Linked DNA regions of Homo sapiens: region 2 is linked to region 1. A link is an interaction called in ENCODE POLR2A ChIA-PET data of the cell type or tissue named here. Cell type or tissue: PC-9. All regions are shown on one strand. Links, peaks and the distances in the headings refer to the core of each region. The heading gives the core; the rest is flanking DNA.

Region 1 (8,323 bases), core at 208-8,207:
GAGAACGCAAGGGAGAGCAGTGGCGGAGACGGTTGGGAACGAGGTCAGACCTGCTGGCCTCCAGCCTCTGCATGGGGCTTGGCTCTTGCTGGGAGCAATGGGAAGCAGTACACAGTTTCATGCAGGGGGAGAAGGCCTGTCTTGGGTTGCAGGGGCACGCTGTGGCAGCTGGGATCAGAGAGAGGAGCTTGTAGGCCAGTTGTTATGTGGTCCCACGGGCCAGATGGCCATGGCTTACCTCACTTCAGGGAGGCTGTGAGAAGCACTCAGAATCTGGATGTGCCTTGGGGGTGGGCCCCACTGGATTTCCTGGTGGACCTGGTGTGGGGTGTGAGAGGAGGGTGTGTTTGGCTGCAGCAGACAGGAGAATGGAGTTGCCATCCGCGTGATGGGGATGGCTGTGGGAGGAGAGGTTTGGGGTGAGGGAATCAGGAACTGAGTGCTGGACATGGCAAGTCTGAAGGCGCAGTGGTCGTCCACTCAGAGACCTTGGAGTTGGAGATGGAGGTGTGGGAGTCCTGAACAGTTAGATGTAGTGTTTACCGCGAGAAGGAACAGGGCTTGCGGCCAGCCCTCCTGTGTTCCCGTGACCCAGGGCAGGGCAGGAGGGGCCTGAGCCTGCCGAGTGACTGGGACCTCCTTCCAGGAGATCATGCACGCCCTGAAGATGACCTGGCACGTGCACTGCTTTACCTGTGCTGCCTGCAAGACGCCCATCCGGAACAGGGCCTTCTACATGGAGGAGGGCGTGCCCTATTGCGAGCGAGGTACCCACTGGCCAGTGAGGGTGAGGAGGGATGGTGCATGGGGCAGGCATGAATCCAGGTCCTCTTTCTCTCTGCCCCCATTCTCAGACTATGAGAAGATGTTTGGCACGAAATGCCATGGCTGTGACTTCAAGATCGACGCTGGGGACCGCTTCCTGGAGGCCCTGGGCTTCAGCTGGCATGACACCTGCTTCGTCTGTGCGGTGAGAGCCCCGCCCCTCGAACTGAGCCCCAAGCCCACCGGCCCTCTGTTCATTCCCCAGGAGATGCAGGAGAAGTTGGGAAGGGGCCTCTCCTGCTGCCCCCAACCCCATGTGACTGGGCCTTTGCTGTCCTTAGATATGTCAGATCAACCTGGAAGGAAAGACCTTCTACTCCAAGAAGGACAGGCCTCTCTGCAAGAGCCATGCCTTCTCTCATGTGTGAGCCCCTTCTGCCCACAGCTGCCGCGGTGGCCCCTAGCCTGAGGGGCCTGGAGTCGTGGCCCTGCATTTCTGGGTAGGGCTGGCAATGGTTGCCTTAACCCTGGCTCCTGGCCCGAGCCTGGGGCTCCCTGGGCCCTGCCCCACCCACCTTATCCTCCCACCCCACTCCCTCCACCACCACAGCACACCGGTGCTGGCCACACCAGCCCCCTTTCACCTCCAGTGCCACAATAAACCTGTACCCAGCTGTGTCTTGTGTGCCCTTCCCCTGTGCATCCGGAGGGGCAGAATTTGAGGCACGTGGCAGGGTGGAGAGTAAGATGGTTTTCTTGGGCTGGCCATCTGGGTGGTCCTCGTGATGCAGACATGGCGGGCTCATGGTTAGTGGAGGAGGTACAGGCGAGACCCCATGTGCCAGGCCCGGTGCCCACAGACATGAGGGGAGCCACTGGTCTGGCCTGGCTTGGAGGTTAGAGAAGGGTAGTTAGGAAGGGTAGTTAGCATGGTGGCTCATGCCTGTGATCCCAGCACTTTGGAAGGCCAAGGTGGGCAGATCGCTTGAGGTCAGGAGTTCGAGACCTCATGGCCAACACGGTGAAACAGCGTCTCTAGTAAAAATACAAAAATTAGCCGAGTGTGGTGGGGCATGCCTGTAATCCCAGCCACTCAGGAGGCTGAGGCGGGAAAATCACTTGAACCTGGGAAGTGGAGGTTGCAGTGAGCTGAGATCACACCACTGCGCGCGAGCCTGGGTGGCAGATGGCAGAGCGAGACCCTGCTTCAAAAAAAAAAAAAAAAAAAAAAAAAGAAGGGTAGTTGTAGTTGGGGGTGGATCTGCAGAGATACGGTGTGGAAAACAGCAATGGCCACAGCAAAGTCCTGGAGGGGCCAGCTGCCGTCCAAACAGAAGAAGGCAGGGCTGGAGAGGGTAGCCCTTAGGTCCTGGGAAGCCACGAGTGCCAGGCAGTAGAGCTGGGGCTGTCTCTTGAGGTTAGGGCAGGGCAAGGCACAGCAGAGTTTGAAATAGGTTTGTGTTGTATTGCAGAAAAGAGGCCCCAGAACACTGAGGGAGTGCAGGAGGGAGGCTGGGAGGAGGAGTTGCAGCAGGGCCTAGGGGCGGGGGCCAGGCAAGGGAGGGGCAGAGAGTAATATGGCAGAGATGGGACCCAGTGGCAGGTCCGGGGGATGAGGGATGGAGAGAAGGACAGGAGCGTTGCCAGGCATCTGGCCTATACCAGACATGCTCACGCTGTCTCCCGCGAACCTCCTAGCAACCTTGCGCCGTTGTCTGCAATCACTTATTTCATTTTTTCTTTTTTAACTTTAATTTTTTTTGTTTTTAAGAGACAGGATCTCCCTAGGTTGCCCGGGCTGGTTTCAAACTCCTGGGCTCAAGCAATTCTTCCTCCTTAGCCCCAAAGTGCTGGCATTACAGGTGTGAGCCACCATGCCTGGCCCACTTATTTTCTAGATGAGGCACAGAAAGATTGGGAGACTTGACCAAGGTCACGCTGTCATTGAGCCATGAGCCAGACTAGAATCCAGGCCTGAAGCTGGGTGCGCTGTCCCAGGACTGGCTGGCACTGAGTACCATTTGCCAGCGAGCATCTCTCTGGGAAGCTGACTTCTGCCCGGTACCTGGAGGACTGTAGACCTTGGTGGTGGCGCCGTCACTCTGGGGCTTCCTGCCTCCCACTGATGCCCGCACCACCCTAGAGGGACTGTCATCTCTCCTGTCCCAAGCCTGGACTGGAAAGACTGAAGAGAAGCCTTAAGTAGGCCAGGACAGCTCAGTGTGCCATGGCTGCCCGTCCTTCAGTGGTCCCTGGCATGAGGACCTGCAACACATCTGTTAGTCTTCTCAACAGGCCCTTGGCCCGGTCCCCTTTAAGAGACGAGAAGGGCTGGGCACGGTGACTCACACCTCTAATCCCAGCACTTTGGAAGGCTGAGGCTGGAGAAGGGCTCCAGCTTAGGAGTTCAGGACCAGCCTGGGCAACATGGTGAGACCCTGTTTTGTTTTGTTTTTTGTTTTTTTGAGATGGAGTCTTGCTCTGTCGCCCAGGCTGGAGTGCAGTGGTGCAATCTCAGCTCACTGTAACCTCCAGCTCCCAGGTTCAAGCGATTCCCCTGCCTCAGCCTCCCAAGTAGCTGGGACTACAGGCTTGCGCCACCACGCCCAGCTAATTTTTTTGTATGTTAGTAGAGACAAGGTTTCACCATGTTAGCCAGGATGGTCTCGATCTCCTGACCTCATGATCCGCCCGCCTCAGCCTCCCAAAATGCTGGGATTACAGGTGTGAACCGCTGCGCCCGGCCTGGTGAGACCCAGTTTCTACAAAATATTAAAACATTAGAGGCCAGGGCTGGGCGCGTTGGTTCACGCCTGTAATCCCGGCACTTTGGGAGGTCAAGGCAGACAGATCGCCTGAGGTCAGGAGTTCCAGACCAGCCTGGCCAACACGATAAAGCCCTGTCTCTACTAAAAATACAAAAATTAGCCAGGCATGGTGGCACACGCCTGTAATCTCAGCTACTCGGGAGGCTGAGGCAGGAGAATCGCTTAAACCCAGGAGGCTGAGGTTACAGTGAGCTTGAGATCGTGCCACTGCACTCCAGCCTGGGGAATAGAGTGAGACTCTGTCTCAAAAAAAAAAAAAAAAAAAAAAAAAAAAATATATATATATATATATGTGGCCAGGCGTGGTGGCTCACACCTGTAATCCTGGCACTTTGGGAGGCCGAGGTGGGCAGATCACCTGAGGTCAGTAGTTTGAGACCAGCCTGGCCAACATGGTGAAACCCCGTCTCTACTAAAAATACAAAAATTAGCCGGGTGTGGTGGTGCATGCCTGTAATCCCAGCCACTCAGAAGGCTGAGGCAGGAGAATCCCTGGAACCCAGGAGACAGAGGTTGCAGTGAGCCAAGACTGCGCCACTACACTCCAGCCCGGGCAACAAAGCAAGACTGTCTCAAAAAAAAAAAAAAAAAATTCAGCTGGGCCTAGTGGTGCATTCTTGTGGTCTCAGCTACTTGGGAGGCTGAGGTGGGAGGATCACTTGAGCCCAGGAGGTTGAGGCAGCAGTAAGCTGCCCTCCAGCCTGAGCAACAAAGCGAAACCCTGTCTCTTTTTTAAAAAAAAAAAAAAGGGAGAGAGAGACAAGAAGGGTCTCTGCTGTGTTCTCTCTTGGAATCCTGGAGAATGAGTGCAAAGCTTCGTGTGTGATTTTCATGTTTTTTTTTTTTTTCTGCCTGCCTCGGCCTCCCAAAGTGCTGGGATTACAGGCATGAGCCACCGCACCCAGCCTCGTGTTATTTTCATGATGCCTTGCCGGAGTGACTTTATGTCAGTGCCTGGCATATAGTGGATGCCCAGTAAGTGTTTGTTGAATGATCACGAGGCACCTGTGGGACATTTAGGAGACACATTCAGGAAACAGCTGAAGATTCAAGTCTGGATTCACCTCCACTTCAATTCGGGAATGAATTTGAGACAGGCTCAGGGCAGTCAACATAAATGCTGGTCACTGAGGCCTAGGGAGAGCCAGGAGCAGGGCCCACGCAGGGAGCATCAGGGGTCAAGCAGATGGGATGTGGTTTTCTTTCAACCTGGACATCCTTGGCATGTTAACCACAGAGTAGCTTTCACTTCCACAAGGAAATGTGCTCTCTCCCACTTCTCTTGAACTGTGAAGCCCTCTCCGTCCGTCCTCGGTTCCCATGGATACAAGCGAGAAGGGCACAGGGACGGATGGTAACTGTAGCCGGGAGCCCGTCTGGGAACGCCGAGCAGCACGGCCAGATCTGCCAGTTTATCGACAGCGTCCAGAGGTTCAGATTTGTATGTGAGATCTGGTGTTTGAATATTGGCAACTACATTAGATTTTTTTTTTAATCCTATTAGAAAAATAACAAATGTGGGCCAAATCCAGCATGAGGACGGCCAGGGCCCAGCATAGTGAGGAGGTGAGACGCCGGAACACCAGCATCACAGCACTGGGCAGGAACAGCACGGCCAGGGCAGGAGGACAACAACCTCCAGGGAAGGGGCAAGGAAGCCTGGACAGGGCAAGAGCGTGTCAAGAAGCTGCCGACAATGTCAACCAGGCAGATAAGGCCGAGGAGTCCCTCGTGGCATTTCACAACAAGGTGACATTTGCCAGATCAGTTTAGCCGAGCTGGGGCGGCTGCCAGGGTTAAAGAGGAACAAGGCGGGAGGGTGGGGAGGATGTGGAAGGAGAGAGTGCAGACAGCTCTTTTAAGAGGTTTGGCTGTGGTGGGCCAAGATGACCGCCAAGCTCAGCTGAGAGGCCAGGGTGTGGGTGGCGGGAGAGGCCTGGGAGGCATCTGCTGGAGGATGGTGGGAGAAGATGGGAGAAGTTGGGAGGGGGCCGTAAGGAGAGAGTGGGGTGAAGGGCAGGGGCAAATGCAGAACCGTGGAGCTGGAGCTGGCCTAGAGTGGGGCAGGAGCAGGTGCCAGGCACCTCCTTGAAACAGCCACCCTCACTCCGTAGGCCGGAAACATGATGCAATCACATGTCATTTAATCATCATAACACCTTTGAGAACACATTATTACAGGCATGTTTCAGATGAGGGTACTGAGGCTCAGAGAGGATCAGTGACTTGTACAGAGTCACCCAGATGGAATGGCCTGGACTGCCACTCCAAGGATCAAAGGCCAAAGTGTTCCCTGCTGACCCACCAGCACTCCCCAGCTCCTCTCATGCGTCCCCCATCACCTGGGCTCCCATCCAGACTTTGCCGCTCCACCAGCTGTGTGCCTCCGGGCAAGACACAACCCTTCTTTGAGCCTTGGTTTCCCCATCTGTCAAATAATAGCAGCTGGGCACAGTGGCTTACACCTGTAATCCCAGCACTTTGGAAGGCCGAGATGGGTGGATCACCTGAGGTCAGGAGTTCAAGACCAGCCTGGCCAACATGGTGAAACCTCATCTCTACTAAAAATACAAAAATTAGCCAGGCGTGGTGGCGGGCGCCTGTAATCCCAGCTACTCAGGAGGCTGTGGCAGGAGAATTGCTTGAACCCAGGAGGTGGAGGTTGTGGTGCGCTGAGATTGCGCCACTGCACTCCAGCCTGGGTGACAGAGTGAGACTCCGTCTCAAAAAAATAATAATAGCAACCACAAGCTGCAAAGATCACAGTGTTCCGAAGCTGGGGTGCAAGGCTGTGCGGGGGGAGGCCATGGGGACCGGGAAGTAAATGTCTTCGTGCCAGGCAGGAGAGGCCATTAGCACCCTTGGAGGGGGCAGAGCCCATGGCAGGGGGCTGAGTGGGTAACTGGAGAGGCAGCAGGCAAGGGAGGGGTTTTTCCCAGCTCAGAATGGCTTGAGCTCATTTGGATCAGCAGGGAGAGAGGCGGTGGAGGGCGAGGAACTGTTTTGCCAGAGTACAGAGGCAGGCCCTCATGATTCTGCCACTGCCTCCTCAGTGCAGGGCCCCACATGGCCTTGGTACACACATAAGGTACACACACCATCCTCAGACTCTCCAGGTGGCCCTGCCACAGGAAGGGAGCTGAGGCCCTGGGCTAAAGGGCTGGCCACAGGTCGCCCTTTGAACTTGAGACTGCCTAAATCCAAAGCTGACCCTGAGACTGGAAGAAGAACCCCTCCCAACGGAGGCCTTAAAGGAAGGAGGGGAGGGGACCAGGGTTCCGGGGGTCATGGTGGAACAAGAACAAGCTCGCTGACTGACAGCCTGGGGGAACTCAGGACACCAGCACCAGCCACTTGGGAGATTGTGCGGGGGGAGCCACTTCTGAGCCAGTGAGGACCCCAGGACCAGCCTGGGCCCTCCCGCTCAGGTTTTTGGAGTACTGGAAGATCAACTGAGATTTCACCCAAGTTTCTTGCCACTGACAAAATGACCACTACTTGGGTACGAGGCAGATTAGGTAGGCCTCTCAGCTGCAATTCAAGCTAGTGTAAGCAAAAACGGGGATAATTGAACTGAAAAAGTGAATGGCTTCAGACCTGGCTGGATCCAGGTACCCATGGCGGCTACCGGGACCCTCTCTCATGCTCTCCACCTCTCGGCTCTGCTGTCCTCAATGCTGGCTTCATTCTCAGAAGGCTCTCCCCACTGTTGGCAAGGATGGCCCCCAGCAGCTCCAGGCCCATACCTGGCCAGCTCAGCAGCCCCAGCGGACAGAGGGAGCCTTTCTTTTCTTTTTTCTTTTATTTTTTATTTATTTATTTATTTTGAGATGGCGTCTCGCCCTGTGGCCCAGGCTGGAGTGCAGTGGTGTGATCTCAGCCCACTGCAACCTCCGCCTCCCGGATTCAAGCGTTTCTCCTGCCTCAGCCTCCTGAGTAGCTGGGACTACAAGCATGCAACACCAGGCCCAGCTAATTTTTGTATTTTTAGTAGAGACAGGGTTTCACCATGTTGGCCAGGATGATCTTGAGCTCTTGACCTCGTGATCTGCTCGCCTCGGCCTCCCAAAGTGCTGGGATTGCAGGCGTGAGCCACCGCTCCCGGCAAGGGAGGCTTTCTTAATGGCGCCAGCGAAAGTCCGAGGGCCAACGCCCATTGGACTAACTTGGGTCATGTGTCTGTCTCTGAAGTAGTCACTGGGTCTGACCCTTCCTGGCTTGGACGACATACTCCTGTTTAGAGCTGAAAGTGGAAAGTCTGCCAGAAAACGGGAGGCGGAGCAGGCCTGGCAGGGAGGTCCATGGCACTTCCTCCCCTCATGCCCAGGGCCCCGCCCCCGACTCCACTCCCAGACCTCAGAGCTGGAGCATCTGCAACTTCTGATCAGACTCCAGCCCACCTCACCCCTGCATGCAGAAATAGGGGTGCTACAAGGGGAAGCGGGGAGGGTGTGTGGGGTACCGAAATGACCTGGGACAGACCTGGGTTCCCATTCAGACTTTGTGTCTGAATGGGACACAAAGCTGTGTGTCTCCGGGCAAGTCACTGACTCTCTCTGGGCCTCAGTATTCCCATCTGTAAACTAATAATAACAATCAACACATTGACAGCACCTACTATGTCCTGGTCTCATTTTAAGCACTTCCTAGATACTTTTTGAAAATCCTCAAACTGACCCTAGGAGGTAGGTACCATCACTATCACCCCCATATTACAGTTGAAGATGAGT
Region 2 (8,323 bases), core at 221-8,220, 64 kb after region 1:
CGCTGGGATGATCCAGTCATCCCACCCCCAGCACCAGACATGTGAGTGAAGAAGCCTCCATATGATAATTCTAACCCCTGGCAATTTGAGTCACCCCCAGCCATGCAAGTATCCAGCTGAGGTCCCTGGCATCTTCCCTGCTGAGTCCTGCCTGAATTCCTGACCCACAGAATCCATGAGCATGATAAAACAGGCCACTAAGTTTGGAGTAGTTTATAATGCAGAAGCAGGTACCTGGCATCACTCCTATAGGCCTGGAAGGATAAAAGAATTGGAAATGTTTGGTGAACAACACTAACAACCACCACAGACAGTTTTGCTTATATATATGTTGCCACCTTGGGAAGGCCACGTGAGGCAGCAGAAATGCTGCTTGCATCTGGGAAGGGGTAGTTAAATGGCTGGGGATGGGGGTGGGAGGGAGGTTTTTCACCTCCCTTTTTGCACCTTTAATCTTGCATTGTGTGACTGGATGGCCTGTCTTAAAAACAATCAGCCGGATCCTGTCACTCTTACTCAGAACTCTCCAGTGGCTGCCTGTGGTAGGCAACCTCTAAGGTACCCCTGCCACCACGGATCTCTGCTTCTTCCTGGTCCGTGGATCTCTGCTTCTTCCTGGTCCGTGGATCTCTGCTTCTTCCTGGTCCGTGGATCTCTGCTTCTTCCTGGTCCGTGGATCTCTGCTTCTTCCTGGTCCGTGGATCTCTGCTTCTTCCTGGTATTCACAGCCTTAAGATCCCCTTAAGTGTCAGGTGGACCTCCTGACTCACTTTTTTTTTTTTTGAGATGGAGTTTTGCTCTCCTTACCCAGGCTGGGGTGCAATGGCATGATCTCAGCTCACTGCAACCTCCACCTCCTGGGTTCATGCAATTCTCCTGCCTCAGCCTCCCGGGTAGCTGGAATTAAAGGCACTCACCACCACGCCTGGCTAATTTTTTGTATTTTTAGTAGAGACGGGGTTTCACCATGTGGCCAGGCTGGTCTCAAACTCCTGATCCGCCCGTCTCGGTCTCCCAAAGTGCTGGGATTACAGGTGTGAGCCACTACACCCGGCATTTTTTCTTTTTCTTTTTTTCTTTTTTTTTGTTTTTGAGATGGAGTCTCGCTCTGTGGAAGTCTCGCTCTGTTGCCAGGCTGGAGTACGGTGGCTTGATCTCCACTCACTGCAACCTCTGCCTCCCAGGTTCAAGCAATTCTCCTGCCTCAGCCTCCCGAGTAGCTGGGACTACAGGCGCGTGCCACTACGCCCAGTTAATTTTTGTAGAGATGGGGTTTCACCATGTTGGCCAGGCTGGTTTTGAACTCCTGACCTCAAGTGATCTGCCCATCTCTGCCTCCCAAAGTGCTGGGATTACAGGCGTGAGCCACCAGGCCTGGCCTGCCCCCGGCCTTTTCTTTTTTTCAGAGTCTCGCTCTGTCGCCCAGGCTGGAGTGCAGTGGTGCAATCTCGGCTCACTGCAAACTCCGCCTCCCGGGTTTAAGCAATTCTCCTGCCTCAGCCTCCGGAGTAGCTGGGATTACAGGCGCTGCCCACTACGCCTGGTTAATTTTTGTATTTTTAGTATAGATGAGGTTTCACCATGTTAGCCAGGCTGGTTTCAAACTCCTGACCTTGGGTGATCTGCCTGCTTCGGCTTCCCAAAGTGCTGGGATTTCAGGCGTGAGCCACTGGGCCGGGCCACGTTTTTTTTCCCTAAGAGACAGGGTCTTGCTCTGTCACTCAGGCTCGATCACAGCTTACTGCAGCCTCCACCTCCTGGGCCCAATCGATCAGCCTACATCAGCCTCCCGAGTAGCTGGGACTACATGCGCATGCCACCATACCCAACTAATTAATTTTTTTGTAGAGATAGGGTCTCCCTCTGTTGCCCAGGCTGGTCTCAAACTCCTGGCTCAAGCAATCCTCCCTCCCTGGCCTCCTAAAGTCTTGGGATTACAGGCATGAGCCATGGCACCCAGCTTGACTCACTTCCAATGGAAGGAATGCAGCCAAAGTGATGGAATGTCATTTCCAACATGAGATTACTAAAAGATTGTGGCTACCATCTTACGTAACTCCTCTTGCTCCCTCACTGGCTCAGTCTGAGAGAAACCACCTGTTAGGTTGTGAGATGGAGAGACCCTATGTGGCAGGCAACTGATGTCTCTAGCCAACAGCTTTGTAAGTGAACTTGGAAGTGGATCCTTCCCCCGGCAGCCTCAGCTGACCCTCCGATGCAGCCTTGTGAGAGATGCTGATCCAGTGGCACTCAGTTAAAAAGTGCCGGGTTCCTGACCCATAGAAACTGTGACCCATAAATATCTTTTTTAAAAAGAGTTTATGGCCGGGAGTGGTGGCTCACACCTGTAATCCCAGCACTTTGGGACGCCAAGGTGGGTGGATCACCTGAGGTCAGGAGTTCAAGACCAGCCTGACCAATATAGAGAAACCCCATCTCTACTAAAAATACAAAATTAGCCAGGCGTGGTGGCACATGCCTGTAATCCCAGCGACTCAGGAGGCTGAGGCGGGAGAATTGCTTGAACCCGGGAGGCAGAGGTTGCGGTGAGCCGAGATCGTGCCATTGCACTCCAGCCTGGGCAACAAGAGAGAAACTCTGTCTCAAAAAAATAAAATAAAAGCTTAATTGGCCAGGAGCAGTGGCTCACGCCTGTAATCCCAGCACTTTGGAAGGCCAAGGCAGGCCAATCATGAGGTCAGGAGTTCGAGACTAGCCTCGCCAACATAGTGAAACCCCATCTCTACTAAAAATATAAAAATTAGCCAGGTGTTGTGGTGGGCACTTGTAGTCCCAACTACTTGGGAGGCTGAGGCAGGAGAATCCCTTGAACCTAGGAGGCAGAGGTTGCAGTGAGCCAAAATCGTGTCACTATACACTCCAGCCTAGGCAACAGAGCGAGACTCTGTCTCAAAAAAAAAAAAAAAAAAAGAGTTTAATTGATGTGAGGCTGGCCCACGTGAGAGAACTGGAGTTATCATTGAAATCAGTCTCCATAAATGTCATTTTAAGCTGCTAAATTTTGGGACAATTTGTTATGCAGCCATAGATAATTAATACACTTCTCATTACACTTAAAAAATAAAACCTCCTTGAGGCTGCAGTGAGCCATGATCATACCATTGCACTCCAGCCTGGGTAACAGAGCAAGAACTGTCTCCAAAAAAATAAATAAATAAATAAATAATAATTTAAAAAAACCTCCTGTAGTCCCAGCTACTTGGGAGGATGAGGTGGGAGGCTCACTTGATCCTAGGATTTCAAGGCCAGCCTGGGCAACAACATAGTGAGACTTAGCTCTACAAAAAATAAACAATTAAAATGTTAAAAACCCTATGTTCTTCCCCGTGGCCCACAATGGCCCAACTTGATCCGGGCCCTGCTTCCCTCTCCAGCGTTATTTCATGCCCTCTCCTTCTCATTCGGTGTGCACCAGCAGCCACACGCTGAGCTTCTTCCTGCTTCCATCAGGAGCTGCACTGTCCAACATGGTAGCACCTAGTCACATGTGGCTACTTAAATTAATTAAATTTGGCCGGGTGCGGTGGCTCATGCCTGTAATCCCAGCATTTTGGGAGGGCGAGGTGGGTGGATCACCTGAAGTCAGGAGTTCAAGACCAGCCTGGCCAACATGGTGAAAACCGTTTCTACTAAAAATACAAAAATTAGGCGGGTGTGGTGGCAGGCACCTGTAATCCCAGCTACTTGGGAGGCTGAGGCAGGAGAATTGCTTGAACCCGGGAGGCGGAAGTTGAAGTGAGCCAAGATCGTGCCATTGCACTCCAGCCTGGGCGACAAGAGCGAGACTCCATCTCAAAAAAAAAAAAAGACTGTATCTCAACAGTTCAACAGTCTGACTGGGGAAGCAACAGTACCACCAGCCAAGGTGTGAAGGATGGCAGGCTGGGTACCTTCTGATCCCCCCAACGTCTCCTTGAACAGGCAGTTCTGCAACCACATGAAATCTATGTCCCAAGTCCCTGCTAAAGAGGAAGTGGGGGCCGGGCATGGTGGCTCACACCTGTAATCCCAGCACTTCAGGAGGCCGAGGTGGGCAGATCACAAGGTCAGGAATTTGAGACCATCCTGACCAACATGGTGAAACCCCGTCTCTACCAAAAATACAAAAATTAGCTGGATGTGGTGGCAGGTGCATGTAATCCCAGCTACTCAGGAGGCTGAGGGAGAATCGCTTGAACCTGGGAGGCGAAGGTTGCAGTGAGCCGAGATCGTGCCATTGCACTCCAGCCTGGGAGACAGAGCGAGACTCTGTCTCAAAAAAATAAAAATAAAGAGGAAGGGGATTTGTGTGTGTCTGTGTGTATCCAGAAACCTGTGAGCAGGACTCAATGGTTTCTCATCCCATGGACCCACCGCCCAGCTGCAGAAAGACAGAAGCCAGGTCAAGGGGACACTGCCTTTCTGCTCTGGTCTACAGCAATTGGTGGAAGACAGCCAGATGTGCAAGAAGATCTGGGGACAAGTGTGCAGAAATTATAGAGAAAAATGTATCCACATTGGAAAGTTTCTTTGTACACCTCTATGGATTGAGCTCCAACCACACGCCAGGCTCTGCCTTTTCACATGCAATCCCATTCAAACACCTCAACAAGTCTACCAGACAGCATGAGTGCCCATCCCTCCCTACAGAGATGTGGCAATGCAGATTGAGAGAGGCCGAGCTCCTTAGCCGTCATCACACTGCGGGGCGGTGGCCAAGGTGGGAGTGGAAGCCTTCCTGACTCAAGTCCAGTGCTTCCCTACCCTGCTTCTAAGGTCAGTATTTTCCCGTCCTTTAAACTACTGACTTACCCATCATGATCACATGAAGGGGTTTGTTTTGTTTTGTTTTGTTTTGGGAACTTCCTGGTAACAGTGTATGAAGTCTGGCAGCATAAGTTAGGACTTTTGGTTGAAACTAAAATTAGCTCAGGCAAAAAAAGGAATTTTGGGGTTCAGGTAACAGAAAAGCATAGGTGGTGGTTCTGACTTCAAGCGTCTCTGGATGCTGGGTCTCAAATGGTGTCATTCAAAATCTGTCTTTTTCTTTTTCTTTTTCTTTTTTTTTTTTTGAGATGGAGTCTCACTCTGTCACCAGGCCGGAGTGGAGTGGCGCAATCTCGGCTCACTGCAACCTCTGCCTCCCTGGTTCAAGCAATTCTCCTGCCTCAGCGTCCTGAGTAGCTGGGATTACAGTTGCGTGCCACCACTCCAGGCTAATTTTTTTTTTTTTTTTTTTTTTTAGTAGAGACGGGGTTTCACCATGTTGGCCAGGATGGTCTCGATCTCTTGACCTCGTGATCCACCCGCCTTGGCCTCCCAAAGTGCTGGGATTACAGACGTGAGCCACGATGCCCGGCCTAAAATCTGTCTTTTTCATACCCTGGCTCCACTCTTTTTTTTTTTTTTTTTTTGAGACGGAGTCTTACTCTTTTGCCAGTCTGGAGTGCAGTGATGCAATCTCAGCTCACTGCAGCCTCTGCCTCCCAGGTTCAAACAATTCTCCTGCCTCAGCCTCCCAGGTAGCTGGGGTTACAGGCGCGCCACTACACCCGGCTAATTTTTTTGTATTTTTAGTACAGGCAGAGTTTCACCATGTTGGCCAGGCTGGTTTCGAACTCCTGACCTCAGATGATCCATCCACCTCAGCCTCCCAAAGTGCTGGGAATACAGGCGTGAGCCACTGCACCCAGCGCCCATACCCTGGCTCTGCTTTTAATCTTTATTATCTTTATTCTCAGGTAGGTTCTCCCTCTGAGATGTTAAAGATGGCTGCCAGCAGCTCCAGGCTCATTTGTTAGGAATGTGACAACCTCCATGGAAAGAGAAGGCCTCTAGCTTTATAATTCCAGCAAAAATCCTGGGGCTGCCTCTCACTGGTTCGATGTGGGTTAGGTGTTCTTTTTTTTTTTCTTTTGAGATAGAGTCTGGCTCTGTCGTCCAGGCTAGAGTGCAGTGGTGCGATCTTGGCTCACTGCAACCTCTGCCTTCTAGGCTCAAGCCATCATCCCACCTCAGCCTCCTAGGTAGCTGGGACCACAGGCGTGCACCACCACGCCCACCTAATTCAGGTGTTCATTTGAACCAATCGCTGAAGACAGAGGTGGTGTTCCGATTGGCCAGGTCTAGATCAAATGCCCACTCCACCCTCAGCCAAGGGATAGGGTAGGCTTTATTTTATGTATATTGACGCAGGGTGGGGAGGAGCGATTCCCCAAAGAAACAATGAGGGCCATTTCTAGAAGCAGGGAGAATGAATGGTAAACAGGAAATGATAGACATCCATCACAGGCTCTCAAATTATGTTTCACAGCTGTAGCTACCTTGAATTTTCTGGAAGTCAAAGAAGGGGCAGTAGAAATTGAGAGAGATGGAGAGATTTGAGAAATATTTATGTAGCCTGGTGCGGTGGCTCATACCTGTAATCTCAGCACTTTGGGAAGCTGAGGTTGAGGAGATAGCTTGAGCCCAGGAGTTTGAGACCAACCTGGGGAACACAGTGACACCTCACCTCTACAAAAAATTAAAAAATTAGCTGGGTGTGGTGCTGCACGTCTGTATCCCAGCTACTTAGGAGGCTGAGGTGGGAGGATTGCTTAGAGCCTGGGATGCTAAGGCTGCAGTGAGCCATGATCACGTCACTGCACTCTAGCCTGAGCAACAGACTGACACCCTGCCTCAAAAAAGAAAAAAAAGAAAAATATTTAAATAGTGGAATGAACAGAACTAGGTGGCTAAGTAGGCTGGGAGCATGAGGAAGAGAGAGCTCTTGGTTGCAAGCAACAGAAAATGACTCTAGCTGCTTCAACAAAAGGGAATTTACTTTGTGAGAAGGTCTTCGGGAGTTCACGGCATCAGCTCGAAGGAATAGGCTTGGAAATGTGCAGGAATTAAGAGCCACTGGAAGACTAGGAAGCAGGAAGTACAGTGATTTCCCTTGAGCAGACACGGAAGTTGTCCACCTAATATCCATGCCACCGCTCTTCCCTGTTTGCAGAGTCCCAGTTCTGTTCCAGTGGCCACTTTACCTCACATGCCTCTGACCCAGATCCAGGGTTAATAGGTTTAGGCCAGTGATGGGGATCCCCTTTTCCTTGCCAAACATGGCTTAGGGATGTCATGTGAGCCTGTTCTAGCTAAGAAAGCATGAGGAGAGGTCTGCTTGAGATTTGAGGGAGGGTTCCTCATTCCTAAGAAGGAGCTAGTGGAAGGGAAGGTGCCTCTTCTTTGCTTGAACATAATTGAGTTGAAGTGTGATTCCTGGAGCTGTGACAGCCATCTTGTGACCATGAGGGCAGGCAGCCTGAAGGTCTGCACACAGAAGACAAACAAAAAAAGAAAGAACTTGGGTTCTTGATGACATTGTTGAACCACTGAAAGCACTGTTCCTGGAGTCCTGCTGCTCCAGACATCTGGTGACATGGGATGATGAATTCGAATTGCCCTACTGCATATGCTTGGTTTTTGGAAGGCATCCTGACTTAATGCCATGTAGCCGGGATGATTTGGTCAGGGCACAGGTGGTGCAATGCCAGACCTCCAGCTTTTCCTGCCATCCTTGTGTGGCTTGATCAGGATTCAGAGCCCTGGGAGAAAACACTATTGGCTGAGTTTAGGTCCCTCTGGCTATACTATGGTAGGGAGAGGTTGGTCTGGTCCATTAGGCTTCCATAGTGGAGATGGTCTCTAGAAAGTACCCTTTCAGCCGGGTGTGGTGGCTCACGCCTGTAATTCCAGCACTTCGGGAGGCCGAGGTGGGCAGATCATGAGGTCAGGAGTTCGAGACCAACCTGGCCAACATGGTGAAGCCCTGGTCTCTACTAAGGAGACAAAAAATTAGCCGGGCATGGTGGCGTGGGCCTGTAATGGCAGCTACTTGGGAGGCTGAGGCAGGAGAATCACTTGAACCTGGGAGGTGGAGGTTGTAGTGAGCCGAGATCGCACCATGGCAGTCCAGTTTGGGCGACAGCGCGAGACTCCATCTCAAATAAATAACTAAATAAAAATAATAATAAAGTACCCTTTCACCACCACAGCTGGGGAGGGGTGATCACAAAATGAAACTGGGAGAGGAAGAGGAAGGGAGATGGATGTTGAACATCCAAATGACCATTAATGTCCACCTGACACCTCATCTCACACTCCCTACAAGGCACCTTATGCTCACCACATTCCCCATTTGACACGCTGCATTCAGGCTTCTGTGCAGTTGTATTACTCACTCTGCCTGCAAACCCCTACTTGTGGCGAAGACCTGTTCAAAAGGCCCCTTCCATGTAGAGGAACAGCTGCCTTCTCCCCAAGAGGAAGGAGCCAATGTGGG

Evidence for each region. Peaks named below come from ENCODE experiments on the same cell type or tissue, not always from the same donor. Only the 100,000 strongest peaks of a DNase experiment are listed, where the experiment ranks them.
Region 2: POLR2A ChIA-PET joins it to region 1 with 22 read pairs; 26 of 35 experiments call an interaction of 5 or more read pairs at or near these places.

Annotation. Positions count from the first base shown.
Region 1 is chr5:177,476,514-177,484,836 of GRCh38, reverse strand. PDLIM7 (PDZ and LIM domain 7) reads left to right here. Exons shown (of 13, transcript NM_005451.5): 11 at 647-767; 12 at 855-970; 13 at 1,107-1,443. The coding sequence ends at 1,193. Among named protein-coding and RNA genes, the nearest start is that of DBN1, 7.0 kb to the right of the region's middle. RefSeq lists enhancers at 1-105, 106-821, 6,614-7,114. In PC-9, for the core only: no CTCF peak of the experiment used is centred there; no DNase peak of the experiment used is centred there.
Region 2 is chr5:177,412,959-177,421,281 of GRCh38, reverse strand. No RefSeq gene overlaps it. Among named protein-coding and RNA genes, the nearest start is that of F12, 7.6 kb to the right of the region's middle. In PC-9, for the core only: no CTCF peak of the experiment used is centred there; DNase peaks (open chromatin) are centred at 2,031 and 4,741.